Linked DNA regions of Homo sapiens: region 1 is linked to region 2. A link is a contact called in ENCODE Hi-C data. All regions are on one chromosome and are shown on one strand. The core of a region is the stretch at or near the end of the contact, and the rest is flanking DNA. Distances in the headings are between cores, read along the strand shown. Region 1 holds the start of OAS3 (2'-5'-oligoadenylate synthetase 3). Region 2 holds the start of ERP29 (endoplasmic reticulum protein 29).

The links. A loop is a pair of places that touch in the nucleus more often than their neighbours do. Pooled maps may share reads with other maps.
Region 1: a pooled map shows a loop between it and region 2 (5-fold over the local background). The contact joins the promoter of OAS3 here to the promoter of ERP29 in region 2. A Hi-C loop is called at or near these places in 5 of 37 single-sample maps with no recorded cell type and 5 of 50 pooled maps.

Annotation. Positions count from the first base shown.
Region 1 is chr12:112,937,022-112,940,223 of GRCh38, reverse strand. OAS3 (2'-5'-oligoadenylate synthetase 3) reads right to left here and starts at 1,750. Exons shown (of 16, transcript NM_006187.4): 1 at 1,517-1,750. The coding sequence starts at 1,693. RefSeq lists enhancers at 1-33, 1,032-1,201, 1,625-1,794, 1,758-2,067, 1,962-2,131 and a silencer at 1,448-1,537.
Region 2 is chr12:112,012,159-112,015,517 of GRCh38, reverse strand. ERP29 (endoplasmic reticulum protein 29) reads right to left here and starts at 2,092. Exons shown (of 3, transcript NM_006817.4): 1 at 1,909-2,092. The coding sequence starts at 2,052. It overlaps TMEM116 (transmembrane protein 116), which reads left to right and starts at 2,353. Exons shown (of 11, transcript NM_001193531.2): 1 at 2,353-2,516. RefSeq lists enhancers at 619-758, 2,429-2,618, 2,489-3,359 and silencers at 1,759-1,848, 2,189-2,268.

The sequences.
Region 1 (3,202 bases), core at 501-3,000, 930 kb before region 2:
AGGCTGGGCACTTCCTGCACGTTTTGCACACTCTCATCTCATTGAACCTTCCTCACAGCCCCAGAAGGAAGGTACCACTTTACAAAAGAGGAAACGAAAGCACAGGGAGATTGCACCGTGCTCACTTTACAAAGGAGACAATGAAAGCACAGGGAGATTGTGCTCCAGAACCCCCTCCCACCCCTTTCCAGGGAAGCTAAGGATGCCAGGGCTTTCCCTTGCTGCACAGAAATCCCTCCTGTCCATCTCCAAGGTAGAAACGGGACTTCACACCTCCTAGGCGACAAGTGTCTCCTCCTTCCCCACCTCCCAAGCTGAGAGTCAGCCCCAGGAAACCACTAGGTGCTCTGAGGCCATTTCTACTCTGCGTTTTCACTCCCTCTCCTGACAACCTCCTCTAGCACACCCAGGTTCCCTCCATCAATCCACTCCTGGCACCCCCAAATCTACCCTGAGGATAAGGTAGCTCATGACTTGTCTCCTCCCTGAATCTGCGAGTGTCCTGGGATCACAGTGGCAGTGTGGCTGTATTTAAGTGACAAAAAGTGACCCGGAGCCTGGGCAACATGGTGAAATCCCGTCTCTACAAAAAATGCAAAAATTACCTGGGCATGGTGGCTCACACCTGTAATCCCAGCACTTTGAAAGGCCAAGGCAAGTGGATCACTTGAGCCCAGGAGTTCCAGGCCAGCCTGGGCAACACGGCAAAACTCTATCTCTACAAAAAATGCAAATAATTAGCCAGGCATGGTAGTGTGCACCTGTAGTGCCAGCTACTTGGGAGGCTGAGGTGTGAGAATAACTTGAGCCCAGGAGGCGGAGGTTGCTGTGAGCCAAGATCATGCTACTGCACTCCAGCCTGGGTGACAGAGCGAGACCCTGTCTCAAAAAAAAAAAAAAAAAAAAAAAAAAAAAAAGATGTGACTCAGAGTAGTAATTTAGCGTCTAGCCTCAGTTTCCCTATCCATAAAACAGGTACAATAATACCTGCCTCACTGAACGTGGGGATGAAATGAGGTAATACTCATTTAATGAGATAATTTTCATTGTTATTTGATAATGTCTCAATAAATTGGGCTACTCTGGCTGTTACGCGGAGTGTTATTACTTCTGTAACCTTAAGGTCTGGCATAGTGTGAGGCCCACAGTCTGTTTGAATGACTGGGAGAATGAGTGAATGAGTGAATGAATGGATAAGAAGCAGCCTCTGAGAGTAGAGATGCAGGAATCAGGCTACTTGGATTTGAATCCTGGCTGGGCCTCTTACAGGATCGGACACGTCACTGTACCTCTCTGTGCCTCATTTTCTCTATCTGTCAAGCGGGCTTAAGAGTACCTACCTGGCTCGTATGTTCGGGGGAGTTAGCACGGGGCTGGCACATTGGAAGTATTTGTTAAAGAAATGAATGAGGTGCACAAGCGGATAAAGCCACCCCCACCGTAAGCCTATGTGAGGCTTAAGCGTCCTCCCAGGACTCCCCTTTGGACACATAAAGACCCCGAGGTGGGACCTCACCTTGACAGTTTTCAGCACCCGCGGGGCAGCAGCACCGAGGCGGCCCCCGCGCTCCCTCAGGGCAGCGGCCAGGGCGCCCAGAGCGCGCCGCGCCTTCTCTACGAACTCCTTCCGCGGCTGCAGCCTTCTGGCCACGAACCTGTCCAGCGCAGCGGCCGGGGTGCTGTACAAGTCCATGGCCGCCCGGCGCAGGTGCAAGGGGAAGCAGGGCTCTGGCGCGGCCTTCGGATTTCTGGTTTCGTTTTCCCGCCCGGCTCTCCGAACCACGCCCAGCTGGCCAGGTCCTAGGTCCTCGGTCCCGCGCGTGGCGTGAAACGGGGAGGGGCGCTGCAGTTCCTGTCTTCCCCAAACTTGGGAAATTCCCTGCTTTCAGTTTCGTTTCTTTCTAGCAGCTCTTGGACCTGACACCCACTTCCTGGTCCCCTTCCCAGCTACGACTTCCTCTCCTTCATCTCCTTGCTTCCAGCCGTCCCTGCAACCACCAGCTCCAACGAACTAATCACAACCTAACAAAGTATACCCACAGAACATATGGGTACATACTGAGTAACGTACTCTGAGCATTTCAGAAACGTGCAGGTTTTACATGGAAAAAAAAGGTCAGGATTTAATAAACGGAGAAGTCCTACCTCGCTGTCTGACTGAGGGATGCGTTCTAAACACCACTACCACCACCAACGATAATAAAGCACACTTGGAGACTCTCACTGACTCCTCCCAACGACCATGGTGTAGGTGCTATTATCATCACCCATTTGACAGATGAGGAAGTCAAGGTACAGAGGAACTAGGTAACTGTCCAAGGTAACACAGCTGGAAAGTTGTCTGGCTGGATTCAAACCCAGCCCAAGCCCACAGAGCTGCCCTCTTCAGAAGCCAACTCTTCCTAAATAATTTATACGTGTAATGCAGTTCCAATAAAAATTCCATCTTTAAAAACTTCAAACACACGATCTAAAGTCTGTCTGCAAGAATTAAAAATTATTTTGGAGGAGAAGGAGGAAGGAAAGTCAGTCAGTTTAGGATGGTACCTTGCACAACAATACTACATATTAAAACATTGTAAAGCTACAATAGGGAAATCCTCTTGGAATGGGCACAAAGCTAAGCGGACTGTAAGCTATAAGCTGCAGAGTGGAGATTTGAATCCAGGACCATTGCGCTTCTATCTTCATGGCCTGTCTCCTTTTTCTGCTTATTTCCTGCTGCTTCTCCACCCGGGTTCCTAGAGACTGCACACCTGAGCTCTCTTCCAGGCCTGGTCCAAGCCATAGCCTATCTCCTCCTCCCCATCTTACTAAAAAACTCCCAGGTCCTCTCTCCTGTCTGCTCCGGGACCCAGCATTTACTCTGCCTCTGAGTACACTTCAGGTAATAGTCTTAACAAGTGCTTCCTGACATCTGCACGGTAACTGAAAGGAAATAGATAGGATCAGAGTGTGAATTTCAGAGGTCATGGTCAACTAGAGGGAGAGATGCTGGGTCTGTAATATGTACACCAGCTAATATTTTGAGTAGTGAATGCTGCATCACTTGGAATATTCAAGTATGGGCAGGTTTTGTAGGTCAGGTGTTGTGGTGGGGATTTAAGTCAAGGGATTGAGCAATGATTTTCATTCTCGCCCATTAATCACAGTCTTCTTCCTGAGTCACAGGCCACTTTAGAAACTTTCCATTCAAGATAGT
Region 2 (3,359 bases), core at 843-3,342:
GCCACACCTACACCATTTTTTTTTTTTTTGAGACAGAGTTTTGCTCTTGTTGCCCAGGCTGGAGTGTCATGGCATGATGACGGCTTACTGCAACCTCCACCTCCCAGGTTCAAGCAATTCTCCTGCCTCAGCCTCCCGAGTAGCTGGGATTACAGGCACCCGCCACCACGCCCAGCTAATTTTTGTATTTTTAGTAGAGACAGGGTTTCACCATGTTGGCCAGGCTGGTCTCCAACTCCTGACCTCAGGTGATCTACCTGCCTCAGCCTCCCAAAGTGCCGGGATTACAAGCATGAGCCACCGCACCCAGCCCACACTTTTTTTTTTTTTTTTGAGACGGAGTATTTGCTCTGTCGCCCAGGCTGGAGTGCAGTGGCGTGATCTTGGCTCACCGCAACCTCCGCCTCCTGGGTTCAAGCAATTCTCCTGTCTAAGCCTCCCGAGGAGCTGGGACTACAGGTGTCCACCACCACGCCCAGCTAATTTTTGTATTTTTAGTAGGGACGGGGTTTCACCTTGTTGGTCAGGCTGGTCTCAAACTCCTGACCTCAGGTGATCTACCCGCCTCAGCCTCCCAAAGTGCTGGGATTACAGGCGTGAGCCACTAAGCCCGGCCTACACTTTTAAATTCTTGAAACTTTGCCTTGAATGAGCTGCAAGTGCCAAATCCACGACAGGGAACGCTTGAAAATAGGAGACTTCAACCACTGGAGACAACTACTTCTTGGTTTCACTTCCCCACAATGAGTACAAAACCTGAAAATGAAATGACTGGCTCTCTCGCAACACTAAGCTTGCCCATCTCCTAGAGGAAGTTAAAAGCTGCTCGTGGGTGAAGACAGGTGCAAGAGGAGGGGACTGGGACTGCGGTGTTGCATTCAGCCACCATTTCCAACCGTCCATTTACTCAGGCCAGGATCCCTAATTCTGCAAAAATGGAAGGGGGGAAAGGCGGAGGTAGTGGCAAATTCTTCCATGCCTTGACCCAATTTTACTGATTTTGTTGCCAACCCCAAGATGTTTCCTACAACAGCTATCCCCAACCTTTTTGGCACCAAGAACTGGTTTCATGGAAGACAACTTTTCCACGGGGTTGGGTGGTTTCGACATGAACCTGTTTCGCCTCAGATCATCAGGCATTAGATTCTGATAAGAAGCACACAACCTGGATCCCTCACATGCGTAGTTCACAATAAAGGTCGTGCTCCTATGAGAATGTAATGCCGCAGCTGATGTAACAGGAGGCGGAGCTCAGGCTGTAGTGCTAGCTCGCCTGCCGCTCACCTCCTGCTGTGCGGCCCGGTTTCTAACAGGCCACCGACGGGCCTGGTGGTTGGGGACCCCTGCTTTACAGGGTGGCTGAACTGAAGCTTATTCTTCACGCTTGCACTATTCAAGATGTATGATATCTGATCATTGTTTGCACACTGCAAAGCAGGCTGCAATCCAACCCTGGGAAGAGGGGCGCGGACACGCAGGCTAACGCGCCTGCATTTCCCCCCGCCAACCCCTCCCAGCTTCCACAGCCGGGAGCCCGGTGGCGTCGACCTCGCACCGCCCTCCGGTTCTCCCACTTGGGACTCGAGGGTTGGATCTCGCCAGGCACCGCCCTCTCCCCACAGGTGAAGGGAAGGGGCACCCAGTTCCCTCGGCTGCATCTTTGCAAGGGTGGATGCAAGTATAAATGCTGCAAAAGCAAGGGTGCGCCGGGGCCCTGAAGCGTGCATGCCCGGTGGTCATAACATTCTCCGCTCAGAGTCCACTAGGCCTGTAGGACGCCGGGAAGCTCTGGGACCGTTGCTACAGACCACCTCCCGTCAGCTCCCGGAATCCAGCGTCTCCCCACGGGCGCGCGCTCTTCCGGGCGCCCCGGCGGCACCTGCGCGCGACGTCCCCCGCCCCGGTTACCTTGTAGAAAGTGACCGTATCCAGGGGAAGGGCGCCCTTGGTGTGCAGGCCGCTGCCGCCATGCGGAGCGGAGAGGAGCAGGAAGCCCAGGAGAAGGGGAAGCAGCGGGGAGAGAAATGCGGCGCGGGGCACAGCGGCAGCCATATCGCCGGGTTCCTGCAGAGGGAGGTAGGTAAGCGATAGTGGAGAACGCCCCGAGTCAGCGGTCACGTGACTGGGGGGGCGGACTCACGCGCGCTCACGTGGACACCCCAGGAGGCTCCCATCTGTCTAGGGTGAGAGGGTGGGGCCACGTGAGGGGCGGGGCGAGGGAGGGGAAGCTGCTGCGCACGCGTACTCGGCGAAGCTCGCGTAGGGCCTGGGTAAAAGGGCGGGGCCACGTTGCGGGCGGGAAAATGGGCTCCTGCGCGCGCGCACTCGCCGAGTCTTCCGGCGGGTCCGCCCAGTTCCGTTCCTGCTCCGCTTGAGGAGAAGCGCCAAGTGCGCATGGGGACGCTATAGCAATTCGTTTGCTGTCCTTCCTCTCCTTCGAAGATGACAAGGCCTACCATCGTTTCTTCCTGCCTTTGGGCCGTCAGGCAGTTGGTTGGGACCCGCTCCAACCCTCGGTCAGTCTATTAGTCAAGTTCAGCCGTTATTCTCAGTCAGGCTCCGTCACCACCCTGACCCAGGCGGGCAGTGGCTCCGCGGCTTCCCTGAGCTTTTTGGCCAGGCTTGGCGGTCAGTGTGGCAAGCAGGGCCCTCTTAGGCCCGATCTGAGGTGAGCGCCTCCCCTGGGAGACGCCAGGCTCCTGGGATCCGCCCAGCCAAGGCCCACCCTCCAGGAACCCCAGACGCAATTCTAATCATTCTGTTCCGCAGGTAGTCACTCGGTCCCTGGCTTGTGCCAGACTCTGGCTTTGCCTGCGGGGCTACGGAATAAGCAGAAACAAGACCGTTGTGTGCTGAAGGCACGCACTTTGTTGGGGGAGGAGGCGGCATAGGAATAATGATCTAAACAGTGCAGTGTAATTGCTGTAAAATATTATTCCGGCTGGGCGCGTTGACTCACGTCTGTAATCCCAGCACTTTGGGAGGCCGAGGCAGGTGGATTACCTGAGGTCAGGAGTTCGAGACCAGCCTGGCCAACATGGTGAAACCCCGTTTCTACTAAAAATCAGGCGAGTGTGGTGGTGCGTGCCTGTAATCCCAGCTACTCAAGAGGCTGAGGCAGGAGAATTGCATGAACCCAGGAGGCGGAAGTTGGGGTGAGCCGAGATTTCGCCATTGCACTTCAGCCTAGGTGACAGAGCGAGACTCAGTCTCAAAAAGAAAAAAAAAGACCGTATTTTCTTATTGTAAAGAGACAGAGATTCAGCCATCCCTGCTCAGGAGCATCAGAGGAAGTTGTAGACAGGAGGTGACTTTTGAGCTGGACCTTGAAATAAGAGGGGGCGTGCATGAGGCAAAGA